Regions from separate parts of the Homo sapiens genome. Here region 1 is linked to region 2. Evidence: chromatin loops called from intact Hi-C (ENCODE). Cell type or tissue: natural killer cell. All regions are shown on one strand. Each heading gives the region's core, and the rest is flanking DNA. Links, peaks and the distances in the headings are about the cores only. Region 1 has its middle 10 kb from the start of GRID1. Region 2 overlaps CCSER2 (coiled-coil serine rich protein 2).

What was found. Hi-C counts contacts between places; a loop is a spot of excess contacts. Peaks named below come from ENCODE experiments on the same cell type or tissue, not always from the same donor. Only the 100,000 strongest peaks of a DNase experiment are listed, where the experiment ranks them.
Region 1: it touches region 2 in a loop (13-fold over the local background); 9 of 110 quality-filtered maps call a loop at or near these places.

Annotation. Positions count from the first base shown.
Region 1 is chr10:86,373,707-86,380,695 of GRCh38, reverse strand. No RefSeq gene overlaps it. Among named protein-coding and RNA genes, the nearest start is that of GRID1, 10 kb to the right of the region's middle. RefSeq lists silencers at 3,181-3,240, 3,251-3,300, 3,150-3,444, 3,404-3,602 and an enhancer at 3,080-3,622. In natural killer cell, for the core only: CTCF peaks have their summits at 3,070 and 3,275 (motif pointing right); a DNase peak (open chromatin) is centred at 3,315; H3K27me3 peaks cover 1,719 bases.
Region 2 is chr10:84,371,387-84,378,375 of GRCh38, reverse strand. It overlaps CCSER2 (coiled-coil serine rich protein 2), which reads right to left. Exons shown (of 10, transcript NM_001284240.2): 2 at 5,907-6,989; 3 at 4,561-4,757. Among named protein-coding and RNA genes, the nearest start is that of CCSER2, 46 kb to the right of the region's middle. In natural killer cell, for the core only: CTCF peaks have their summits at 3,067 and 3,266 (motif pointing left); a DNase peak (open chromatin) is centred at 3,255.

The sequences.
Region 1 (6,989 bases), core at 945-5,944, 2.0 Mb before region 2:
CCACCCATCAGGGATCATGTCTGCCCACCTAGCCTGACTTCACATCTTACATACCCATCACCTATAGGGCCGGATTCTCTTTATTCTAGTTAAAGCATTCTGGAGGAGGGTGCTGATTGGCTAGTTTGGAGTAGGTGGCCATCTTCAGACCAATCAGACATAGTCAGGGCCTGGGTCTTCTACGACCTCGGTCATTCCTGCTACAGCCCCGTGTTGTTTTGATGGCGCAGCTCTCAGGGCAGGGGGCATTGCCTGGGGCCGGTCCTGCAGAAATTCACTACAGCCTAAGTGCTGTGGAACTTGACCATTGTTCTGCAGACAGAGGGCCTAGCAAAGGGTTTGTGTGATTTTATATTATTTTTATTTTTAATTGTGATAAAATACACATAATATAGCATTTACCATCTTAACCATTTTTAAGCATACAGTTCAGTGGCATTAGGTACATTCACATTGTTGTGCAACCCTCACCACCATCCATCTCCTGAACTTTTTCATCTTCCCAAACTGAAACTCTGTCCCCATTAAACAACTCCCCATTCTCATCTTCCCTCAGACCCTGGCAACCACCATTCTACTTTCTGTCTCTGTGAATATGACTACTCTAGGTACCTCCTATGAGAGAATCATACAGTATTTGTCTTTTCTTTTCTTCTTTTTAGATGACGTCTCACTCTGTTACCCGGGTTAGAGTGCAGTGGTATGATCTTGGCTCACTGCAATCTCTGCCTTCAAGGCTCAAGCCATCCTCCTGTCTCAGCCTCCCGAGAAGCTGGGACCACAGGTGTGTGTAACCACGCTCGGCTAATTTTTTTGTATTTTTTGTTGAGATGGGGTTTTGCCATGTTGCCCAGGTTGGTCTCAAACTCCTGAGCTCAAACAATCCACCTGCCTTGGCCTCCCAAAGTGCTGGGATACAGACATGAGCCACTGAGCCTGGCCAGTATTTGTCTTTTTGTGATGCGCTTATTTCATTTAGCATAATGTCCTCAAGGTTCGTCTATGTTGGAACATGTGTCAAAATGTCCTTCCTTTTTAAGGATGAATAATATTCCATTGCATGGATGGACCACAGTTTATCCATCATTTGTTGATGAACGCCTGGGTTTCTTCCACCCTTTAGCTATTGTGAATAACATTGCTATAAATATGGGTGTACAAATATCTCTTTGAGGACCTGTTTTCAATTCTTTTGGATATATACCCATAGTGGAATTGCTCGATCATGTAAAAGAAAATACAATTTCAGAATCCTCTAAATTTATTATACCAAGGGGGAAGGCTCATTCATGTAACTTGTTTGCAATCCTGCTTCTTAGATTATAGATTAAGGCCGGGCATGGTGGAGCACGCCTGTAATCCCAGCACTTTGAAAGGCCGAGGTGGGTGGATCACTTGAGTTCAGGAGTTCGAGACCAGCCTGGCCAACATAGTGAAACCCCGTCTCTACTAAAAATACAAAAAGTAGCTAGGTGTGGTGGCGGATGCCTGTAATCCCAGCTACTTGAGAGGCTGAGACACGAGAATTGCTTGAACCCAGGAGGCAGAGGTTGCAGTGAGCTGAGATCACACCACTGCACTCCAGTCTGGGTGACGAAGTAAGACTCTCTCTCAAAAAAAAAAAAAAAGAAAAGAAAGAAATTAACTCTCTTACTCATTGCTCTTGTTCTGTAAATGACTAGGGGAGACCAGAGACCATAACTCCCCCCTTCCAGTCACTGATCTTTGTTATAAATTAACTGCCTTTTTTATTGTCCTGTACCTAACTTAGACCAGATAGCAGCCAAGACCCCATGATAGTTATATCTTCAGTGTGGAATGTTAAGTGTACCTTTCCCAGAAGAAAAAGACCATCTTGACTAATCAGATCATTGTAACTATGTATTAAGTCTTACATAAAAAGATGTTAAATGTTCTGTTAAGCTTCCCTAAACTTTATCTGTATGCACGATCCTAAACTTCTACACTTTGGATCTACACTGACTTCCATCCTTTGGAATCTTTGCTTCCTGGACCACTTGTCCTTGAACTTTGCACTTAATATACTCTTTAAGTGAGATTTTGACCCTTTCGGTTAAATTGAAAATCATATGGTAGTTCTATTTTCAATTTTTTGAGAAATGGCCTACTGTATTCCATAGCGGCTGCACCCTCTTACGTTCCCACAAACAATTCACAAGGGTTCCAATTTCTCCACATCCTTGCTTGATTTATTGATTGATTGTGATTAGTGTGTAATGGATGTGAGGTGGTATCTCATTGTGGTTTTTATTGCATTTCCCTAATGGCTAGTGATGTTGAGCATCTTTTCATGTGCTTATTGGTCATTTATATCTCATTTTTGGAGATACGTCTATTCATGTCCTTTGCCTGATTTTTTAATCAGGTTGGTTTTGTTGTTGAGTTGTAGTAAAGAGCTTTAAGTAGGACTGTCACAATTTGACTTACTGTTTTGACAGAGCTGAGCCTGAAACTTTGGCAGGAATCAGGGTGAGGGGGAAGCGGCAAGAACTGGGGGCTGCCAGGACAGATGCTGCACACAGTGAGCTCTTCACAAAAGCTGAGCTCACCCAGGCCCTCTTCCTGCTTCGGATCTTGGATGGCCTGAGGAGGAGGACACTGGGGTCACCTCTTTGGATCCTGGCCTTTTAAGGCTCTCAGGGAAGGCTCAGGCAGTCTCCAACAGACCCCTGGGAAATCCAGGGTCCCAGTCCCTCCGTGTGTGGTCCAGACGGAGAATGGTTAATGATCCACGCTATAGGACGCCTGCCTGTTATTTGCAGCAGGGGCTGACCATGGGGGTTGGGCTCTAGAAATCCGCAGGAATTTACACAGGGGTGCTGGGCTGTGTAAAGTGGATCCCCCACTGGCTTTTCTGACTGGCAGATAGTTCAAAGACGTGGGCTGGGGAGCCAGAATGCCTGGGTTCAAATCCTATTTTGCCACATACCAGCTGGGCATGTTACATAACTCTCTTGTGCCTCCATTTACTGCTCTGTAAAATGGGAATAATAAGAGCGCCTCCCTTGTGAAGGATTGGGTGAGGATTACATGAGTTAATGTATGCAAAGCATTAAAATAGTGCCTGTCTCGTAGTAAACGCTATGTAAATGTGGGCTATTGCTGTTATTTTCACTGAGACCAGGCCCTGTTGGGCTTCCCACCGCCCATCAGCGTGCAGGCCTTCCGGACCACGTAGAGGTGCGGTTATCCTTGGGACAGGTCCTCCCTCCTGGGGCGGCTCGCGCGGCAGCGCCTGGGGCCCGTTCCCGCGGTTGCCGGCAGGGGGCAGCATTGCACTGCGGCTGCTCCTGGGCGGCGCCGGCGACTGGGCTTGGAAACCGCGCCTCGCGGCGGCCTGCGCCCTCGCTGCGTCCCTCGCGCTGTCACCTGCGGAATCGGCAGACCAGCCCGTGTAGCCGTCAGCCCAGTAGGGCGGGCACGGGGGCCGGAGACCGCTGTCTCTGTTCAGCCCGGGGTCTCTTGGGGCAGGGCGCCCCACCGCCTCTTCCATGAGGTTCTCCAGCCCTCAAACCCCCGGCGCGCGTGGCTATTTCTCGGCCCCTCGTGGGGCCTGGAGGCCCTTGACCATTCTTGGTCCGTGCACAATCCCCCCATCTGTGAAATGTGGGCAATTGCGCGGTGGCTCAGGGCGCGGCCCAGGTCAGGCACAGAGTGAGGGTCGGGAGATGTTTGGACAACCCCCACCTCGGCTTTCATTAGGTTGCGGACGAGCTGGGCCTGAGCGGGGCATGCGGGCGCGCGCGGCCTCTGGGGAGGGAGTGTGGCGGAGAGGATGCGCGGGCCGTGTGGTCCTGATCTGGGCTTGAGCCCACCCCATGCTTGAACCTGCTCTGGGCCTTTGCTTGTGCTCAGCCTGCTTCCTGGATGGCCCCTCCTTCCTCCTTATTCAACTCCCTCGGGCATCTCAGAGTCCGTAACAGCCTTCCAGGTCTCAGGGCCTGGCATTAGCTTCCCTTCCCTGCCAGTCCCCAAAAACGTCCAGTCCTCGCCTGGGCCTACCCAAGGTCTCCCCTCACCCCCAACCACCAGGCTCTGGGTCCACATTAGGACTTGTGTCTGTCCTGCCCACCATGACCCTTAGCAGGGGATCACGGGGATGGCCCGGCCTCCTGTGAAGGAAGGTCAGCTCCATGATTCCAGATGATTCCAGTCTGGAAATCTCGTGGACTCCAGAAGTCTAGCCTTTGGCTACTCTCCCCAACATTTCCTGGAGAGGCTTGATCACTGGCCCATAGGCCAAGGAGACCCTCCCTTCTATGGTCACAGACCTTCAACAGATGATGGTAGATGCAGGCCGCTACCCTCAGGTGACCCCACAAAGAGCCACACACTGGCAAAAGAACAGTCAGTGTTCCCAGTGGGTAGGAAATGCACCCTAAAACAACTTAGAGATGCAATTTTTCATTTATCAAGAATGAAACAAAGAATAACGCTTAGTGTTGCTGAAGGTGCAGAGAAGCAGACACTTTCATGAATTGCCCATGGAAACGTAGACTGGTTTTAAAAACAGCTTTGGAGGGCAATTTTGGAACTATGTATTAGAGACTTAAATGACGCATAACCTTTGACCCAGCAATTCCACTGCTAGGTATTTATTCTACTAAGGAAATAATTGCATAAAAGCTGAAAATGCATGTGTAAGTATTTTTTACCGAAGCACTGTTTATAATGGTAAAAATTGGGGAGAATATTCAATAGCAAATGAATGATTAAATAATGTATGATAGCTCCATGGAATAGAACTGTAATCAGCCATAAAAAAAAATCACATTTTTGGAAGAGAATTTCATAGCAGAGAGAAATGCTCACATTAAAATGTTCATTCATTCACTAATTAATTGATTTAACATTTATTGAGTATCTTTGAGACATGCCAGGTATTCTTTTAGGCACTGAGAATACAACTGTAAATAAGATAAATACTATCGTCCTCCTTATTGGGCTTTCCTTCTATAGGTGGAGACAGGCAAGAAAGAGGTGAAAAATAATTTCAGGTAGTAATATTTTTGTCTGTTTCTCTTTCAAAATTATACTTGAATAGAAAAAAGGATGGGAAGAAGAGCATCACAATGTCAACGGCGGTTATTTCTGGTTGGTGGTATCAGGTAGGATTTGTGTTAAGTTACGAAAAACTGAGAAATTCACTGCAGAAGCTTATAAAGACCAGGGTCTGATTGGCTCCTGTGTCCTGGGCTGATAAAGCAGCCTCGCTCTGCCCTCCTGGAACGCAGGCTGTGCATGCCCTGCTTGGCTTCTGAAGGTCACAGGACGGCAGGCTTTCCTCCGGGTCTCCTGTCTACCTTCCAGCAGGAAGAAGGGGGAAGGCAGAGGAACAAACTCTTTCTCCTCCGGAGGCTCTGCCTTTTATTTTATGTGAACAGAGCTTCAGCCAAGGTCTCATTGGTCAGAATGGGCCACTTGGGAAGAACATGGAGGCAGTGTCATGGGTTATCATCATTTTCTTCTTCACATTTTCTGGCATTTTCTAAATCAAACAAGACATTAAAACAAGCTTCTGTGTGTAAGAAATAAAGGACTTTTTGTGTTTTAAGAAACAAGGTTGGGGTGGATTGCTATGTGGGAATGGAGGGCAGAGGGCAGGCAGTCGCAGCCAGGCTCAGACACAGCTGCTATGGGTGCGGCGGTCCTGGAGGTCTCTCTCACTAATTTCCATCCGCCTGGGTCCTGTAGGCCCTTGCAGGCTGGCGCAGTCCTCAGAGGACACGGTGGAGTGCAGGACCATGGCTGTCCCTGGGAGGGCCTTACCTGTCTGCTGGCTGCCTTGCTGGCTGCCCTAACTCTCTCTGTTTGCTGGTGTCCAGGAGGGCTGTGTGGCTGCTGGGGTGAGCGTGTGCAGCCTGGGCTCATGCTGGGCTGGCTGGACTCACTGGCCCTGGGGCCTTTCTCCCAAAAGGAGCTGGGATTTGTTCCGATGTGCAGGGCTGGTGGGCCATGTCAGGCTAATCTCAGTCTGCGTCCTGGCCTCTTCATTGTGTTCATTTCCTGTGGCTGCTGTATGAAATTTCAGCTTCTGGTGGCTGCCCGCGTTCCTTGGCAGGGGGCCGCACCCCTCCCATCCCTGCCTCTGTGATCACATGGTCTTCTCTGTGTCGTCCTTCTCTGAGTCGTTCTTAGATGGACATTCATGATGGCATTTAGGGCCCACTTGGACAATCCAGGACCATCTCCTCATCTGCAGATGTTTGACTTAATCAAATCTGCAAATCCTCTCTCCAAATAAGGTCTCATCTACAGTTTCTGGGGATTAGCATGTGGACATCTGTTGGGGGCTATTTTTCATTAACTGTTCAGTGACTACTGCTCTGAGACTTGATGATCTCATCTGTAGAGTGGGGATAAAAGTCCCATTCTCACAAAGTCTTGAGTCAATCACCAACAGGCCGTGAGCAGGCACTCGGCAGGCAACAGTGAATGTTCCTCAGTGGTTGAGCCCTGCCCCTCCCCTCTGACCGCTGAGGCTGCTTCTCCCTCCCTTTCCCTTGGTGGTTGATCTGCCCTGGTCTTGGAGACAGTGAGAGGACCTGGGTGGCAGGCCTGCCGATGGCCTCTGATCCGCAGGCCCTTTTTCCCCATTTCCACCTCCTTCTCCTTCCACTGCCTGTCCCCACAGTGAGGCATGTGTGCTGCCGTGGGGCACAGGCCTTGTGCTTGGCAAGGGTTAAGCATATGCAGGTTCCCCTCCTTCCCTGAGAGCCTCCCCGGGGGCTTCTGCCTCCTCCCACTCCCTCTTCTGTTCTCTCATATCAAAGCTCCCACCAGGCTCGGTGGCTCAGGCCTGTAATCCCAGCACTTTGGGAGGCTGAGGGAGTCGGATCACTTGAGGTCAGGAGTTTGAGACCAGCCTGGCCAACCTAGTGAAACCCCTTTTCTACTAAAAATACAAAAATTAGCCAGGCGTGGTGACACGCACCTGCAATCCCAGCTACTTGGGAGGCTGAGGCAGG
Region 2 (6,989 bases), core at 1,048-6,047:
TTTGAAAAGATAATACATCACGACCAAGTGAATGTATTCTAAGAATGGAAAGGTAGTTTACTATTTGAAAATCAAGCCATGCAATCTACCACACTAACACAAAAAAAACTTCATTATCTCAACAGACGTAGAGAAAGCATTTGGTAAAACTTAATATTCATTCACAACAAAAATTCAGCAAACAAAATAAAAGAGAATTTCCATACTCTGATTAAACTCCCTCTCAACTCCCAAAAACTTTAATGGTGAACTATTAAGGCTTTCTCTCTGAAATTCTATCACCATTTCAATTCAACATCACGTTGGTGGTCCTAACTTGTGTAATAGGGCAAGCGCTGGGGTGGTGAGGCAACTTTTTTGCAAATGGTATGATTATAGAATGTATATACAAGTTCCAAAATCATCCAAAGGCAAATTATTATAACTAGTAGATGAATTTACAAGGTTATTAGAAAAGTCCAATATACATGATAAAAATCAGGTATATTTGTATATACAACAAAAACTCATAAAATTATAAAAATGGTACCACTTACAGTGTCAAAATCAAACATGCATAACATTTTATAGAAAAGTACAAAACATTAGCAAGAAGTATTTCTAAAGTCTGAAATTAATGGAGGACTATATCTCCATCATAAATATGTCAATTCTCTCCAAAATCATCTATAAATTCAATGCAATCCCATTCAAAATCCCTGCAGGTCCTTCCTGGAAACGGACAAGCTCATTCTAATATTTAATTGGAAATACAAAAGGTTAAGAAGTGCTACAGAAATCTTGGAAAAGAACAAAGCTGGAAGACTTACCCTACCAGGCAGCAAAATTTATTTTAAAGCTACGATAATGAAAATAACATATAACTGACAAAATAAACAGAAATATTTGTCTATGCAATGAAATATTTATATATGCAGTCACTGATTTATGACAAAGATGACCCTGAAGTACAGTGGGGGAAAGATGACTAAAATAAATTAATCGTGACATCTATCTCACACCATACAGAAAAATAATTTCCAGATGGGGACTAGAGACCTACAGGTAAAAGGTTAAAAATAAATAATGCTTTTAGAGCAAAACATTGAAACATATATTCATGATATTAAGGTGGGAAAAGACTTCACAAACAGTTTTTTAAAAAGTGGTAACGGTAAAGGGAAAACTTGTAAAACTGGACAATATCAAAATTGGTAAGTTCTATATCAACAGACACTAAGAGATTTCAAAAGCAACTCACAGTAAAGAATACACTCTACATATATAAAATGTAAATATACACATGAATACAAACATCTACATATTGATATAAAATAAATATTTATGTCAAAAAATATGAAGAATTTTTACAAATCATTAAGAAAACAAACCCAACACAAGACACTTCACAGAAGAGGATATATCCTAATGGCCCAATAAACATATGTGAAGGTGCTCTGTGAGTAGTTATCAAAAAATACAAGACAAAATCTCAATGCAATACTACTATACCCACAAAATAGCAAAAATGCAAAAAGGCAGAAAGCACCAAGAATAGACAAGAAGGTGAATTTTCCGGAATGTTCATTTACTGCCAGTGGGGAGTGTAAACAGGCACAATCACTTTGAAACACTGACAGCATCTTTATCCATCAGCATAGCCTATAACCCAGGAATCTCTCTCCTACACATTTTCCCAACAAAAATGAATAAGTGTTCACCAAAAAAACATATATCAAAATCTTCACAATCATGCAATACTCTAATAGCCAGAAACTGGAACCAACCTAAATGCCCATGAACAATAAGATAAGTTGTAGTATATTCACACAAAGGAATATGATACAAGAGTAAAGAAACTACAACTGACAAATACATAATATTAATGAAAAGAAGCTAGATATAAACCAGCACCTTTATGATTTCATTTATATAAAGTTCAAGAACAGTCAAAGCTAATTTATAGTGACCGAAACCAACAGTGATTGCAGAGTAAGAGAATGACTGACTGAAAGGAACAGAAAGGGAACACTCTGGAGCGATGGGAGTATTCTATATCTTAATATGGATGATTGTCAAACAAGCATACAAATTTATCAAAATTCTCTGGTCTGTCTGCAGAAGATTTGTGCATTTTACTGTACGTAAATCAGACCTCTGCATAATACTGGTAGCATGTAAACAAATAAATAGCCAGGATTCTAGACTGGTGTTATGAAAAGTAATCAGTCTACAAACTATTTGTTGGGATCCTTGACATGATTAGGAGATTGCATCAGAATGTATATCAACACATTGTTTCTTTCAAAAAGGAAGACTTACTACAAAAACAATGTCAGCAGAAATGAACAGTGGGTGGAACTAAACTGTGTTAGAAGTGACACAGTTGATGTACATTCTAGTGAAAGCTCCTTATCTTTACCTGGACTGGTAGAAGCAGTGTTGCAGAGACAAGAAAAGTGAGAATATGCTAAAGGTCTTGAGGGGTTAAGTAAGAGATACTACTTTGAACCACTGTAGGAAAAAAAAAAAAGAAAAAGAAACAGAAAAAAAAAGCAAGACAATTTAAATAAAAATAATAAGATGGCAGAGTAAATACAGTCCAAGTATAACAATACAAACATAAAAGGATTAAACTCACTAGTCAAAAGAAAAAGACAAACTGAAAATTTTAAAATAATAAACTATTTGCTATACATAAAAAAGGCTGATAGTAAAAGAAGAGAAAATATATAAATAAAACTGGTAAGGTATATTAATATTTGGAAAAAAAGGAGTGTGAAAACAAAAAGCATAGTTAGAGATAGAGAAGATCACTAAGTAATGATGGAAAGTCCAATTCACCAAAAAAAAAAAAAAAACAAACCAACAATTCTGAACAGGTACACGCCTAAAATTTATACAAAACAAAAAATTCACGTAACTTCAGAGCAAAAATGGTAAATCCTACATCACTGTACGAGAACTCAACACATGGTTCTCAACTTTTGCCATCAACTCTCTATTCTTTCTCAGACTTTGTCATCTTCTCCTTAGATCAGAAGAGAAAGACAGAAACACCATCTTGTTCCAAAGCACAGAATGGATGTTTTTTTCTTCCCATACCAATAGACATAAACCTACTGAACAAGGAGGAAACTCATGGATCTTAAGGACTAACAGTTAATCCAGATGCATTCTGAAATCTTTGACAGAAAGCTATTTTGTGATTAGTTACAGGAACAATGAACTGAATCAAGGTGGTTAGCCTCCAAAAACTGTCAGGTACTAAGTGGTTTATTGCTGCCATCTGCTGGACACCTTTTTCATTTGCACTTCAATCATATTTGCCTTAAAACTCCTAGTAAGACAGCATATAAGGTCTTAAACTGTTATCTTTTCTGAGCCTCCTTTATCTAATGAGATGAAGACACTGTCTCTAAATTAAATGTTTGTATGCAAGGTGTTGACAACGGTTAAAAAAAATGTTTGTGCAATTTAAGCCTCCGTTAACAATGGCTTAAGTAAAAGGTTTATAGGAGTATAGAAAATTACATTGCCTGAAATCCACTTGGAATTTAATATATCCACAGACTACCAATTTTCCCATACAACTACTGGAAAATCGTATTTTATATACTGAATAACTGCAATGAGTCACTTTAAACATACCAATTACACTTTACCCATATGGCATATTATCCACATTACTTGCCATGTTTCTTAAAATATGCACATATAAATTCATGGCAGGTCTTCTAACACTTGCCCATAGCTGATTCCCTTGCCTTCCAGGCACACACAAAGATTACACTTCCTGTCCCTTTAGTACTCAGATGGGACCACATGATTAGTTCTGGTCAACAGATCATGAACGGAAGTGCCAAGTGTTGCCTGCAGGCCAATGCAAGTAATTATATGTGTGAGACCCTCTGGCACTCTCTTCCTCTGCCATAGTGAAAAGAAGGGACCTCAAAAGATGGTCAAGCCCCAAAATCAAAGTAGTTTAGATCACTAAAGACAGCTGCCCTAGAGAGCTGTCCAGACCCACAACAAACTTTCTAAGAGTAAAATAATACACTTGTATTGTATTATCCCACTGAGAGTTGGCACTTCAATGTTACCTCAGTATAGCACAGGCCAAGGTTTCTCAACAGCAGCAGTACTGCCATCTTAGGCTAGATAATTCATTGTGGTCTCTGTCTTGTGGACTGTGGGATGTTAAACAACATCCTTGGCATCTACCCACTAGATGCCAAGAAGCACTCATCAATATGACAACCAAAACCACCTCCAGTCATTGACCTCCTCCCCCAGTCTTTGAGAACCACTGGCATAGATTAAACTACTAATATAGTATGCACATATGTATGAGGAATATATATGTAAACATGTTGAGTATATTTAAGTCAAATGTCATATATTCTCCATGCTTTATTTCATATTAGAGTCAGATATTTTATAGGCTCTTAACAAATATGAATTTCCATTTCTCAAAGTAGTAAAGTTAATTCATAAATTTTTTACAAAATCAATCATATCACAAGTCTCTCTATAGTAGGGTAAACAAAATATTCCAAGAGTATATAAATCCATACATACTATGCTGTTCATTTCAGAGGACTCATAGCTCCCAACTGGATGGACATTTCCAATGGGTTCCAAGCCTTCTTCATCCCACATGTATGTTCCATCAGAGCTATCAGATGGAGAGAGTTCAAACGAAGAACCAGCTCTGTAGTCTGTATCTGGTGAAACCAAATTATTCCCAGAAGTATGTTTTGTACATTCACTCCTGTCTTCAAGAGAAAAAAGGTTACTGATTCACAAAAATATAATTGTTTCTCGTGTCCTAAAAATATAAGTGCTAATAATTTGATATATCATAGCAAAAAAGCTGGCTCAAAAAAAGCACTCATAACTGTAGCATTTTCTATATCCTAAGCAATAAAAACATCAAGAGCCAAAATCTTTAAAATAACCTACTGAAATATTTTCTAATAGAGGAAAAGAAAATTCATTTAGTCATCTTTCACTTCTGTAATATTTCCAAAAATGTAAATAAACCCTCATATTCCTATATTTCCCAAGATATTTATTTTTAAACACTGGCCAGGAAACTCCTTTTCCTCTGTGTACACTATTTAACTTCATAGATTAAATAATGTAGGGTACTCATAATTGCCTCCCTATAAGGAAATAAACTTGTTCCGGCAGTCTCTTTTAGAAGACCTATAGACAATCAAGGGTTTGTACATGCATTTCTATGCACGATCTAGTCCCCTGATTATACCACATGTCTATATCTAATCCCTTTAGTTGTTCTTTATTCAGGTATATGGGCATACAAATACCAAATACATTTTATCCAGCATTTAGTAACAGGATAACCAAACATAAGAGGAAATGTTTAACAGGTATTATTTCACTTTCTTCAGTTTAATAAATAAATAAAGCTCTCTCAGGAAGTGTATCTAAAAAATTGCTAAACAAGAAGAATTTTCTAGGATAAAAAAATCCGTGAGATTAGACATAACCTATATTATCTCATTGTACCCTTTGGTACAGCTTTACTCTTAACAAATAGCAATGAAATGCTATCCTAAGAGAAGAGATGGTTTGTTTAATGGCATACCACACTGGTTGAGGTAAGCAGGGGAAGTCATTTAGAAGCACTGCATATACTAAGCAGGAATAGGCTGTGTATAACAGCCAAAGAACAACAAAGGTTAAGAGTGGTTTTATTAATATTGTCTTGGATAGGGTGAAAAATGGGGTATGGAGCAAAAGTCACAGGAAAATAAACGTTAACCCACCTCAATTTTGTCTAGATCTATCCCTCCGTGAAACTGATAATATCTTGAAATCTATCTGAAGATAATCCTAAATGTAAGTTCAGTTATATTATTTAAAAGAAAGCAAAAAAACTTAAGGTAAGTAATATTTACCAGAGACACTTATATCTATCCATTCATCAGTTTTACTGAAGGCTTTTTCATTTTCCTTGGGGGAATCAAACATATCCTGTGGTGGCCCATTTTCATGTTTCTCTTCTTTGAGAGACATTTCCTCTGGAGTTATTCTAGTTCTGTTGGAGTCTTCTATATCTATAAAATCATCACTAAAGTCTTCACTTAAATCATTCTTATCAGAAGATGACAAAGACGACAAGGAAATGTCATCCACATCATCACTCAGGTATCTCATTTTAGCATCATGTTTCATGGTCTGGTTGTTTTTTGTTCTATAACTTTCATTTTCAATCAGTTCTTGGTCCTTATTAGCAGCTCTGTCCTTAGCCAAAACTGTAGCATCTTCCTCTACACATGTGTCAGCAGGTGAATTTTTATTTCCATCAACTGTCATAGTCCCAGAAAATGGAGATCGGCTAGATTTCAGTAGAGAGGGATGAACCATTCTATAACCTAAAGTAGAAGTTACACCTGGGCCATTTGGTAAAGCCAACTTCTTTCCACCAGCAGCATAAGGCCTATTAAATCCATACCCCAAATGTTCATTCCCATTGAGTACTTCTGGCTGCCGGGAATTTCTTGTTAGCATACTTGACCGTAGAGGCACTCTAATGGATAGCTGTTGGTTCTGATAAGGCTTTGTAAGATCCACAGCTCTATTAAAGGAATGTGATCTGGTTATAGATGAAGGTGGAAGGAATGAATTCTGAATGGAATGTGAAAAACTTTGTGACCTTACCATTTTTTCACAATTAATAGATTTACTACTGTCTGGGGATTGAGCTAAGCTTTCTCCAGAACTGCTTCTGGTGGCACAGGAGTTCGCTCTAGGCCTTTGCATGCTACCAGCTGATCGGTTTCCATAAAATCCATTCAACTGTGATTTTGGAGTATTGATCGAAGAATATGAAGTCCTTCCTAATAATGTGCCTTTGGTGAATTTACCCAAATTAGATGGTCCAGAAAAAGACTTTTGGTTTAACTCCTCTGTAGATGACACAAACATAGTGGATGGCTTTGCTAACTTTGATGTGAATAAAGAAACACTTTTCAAACCTC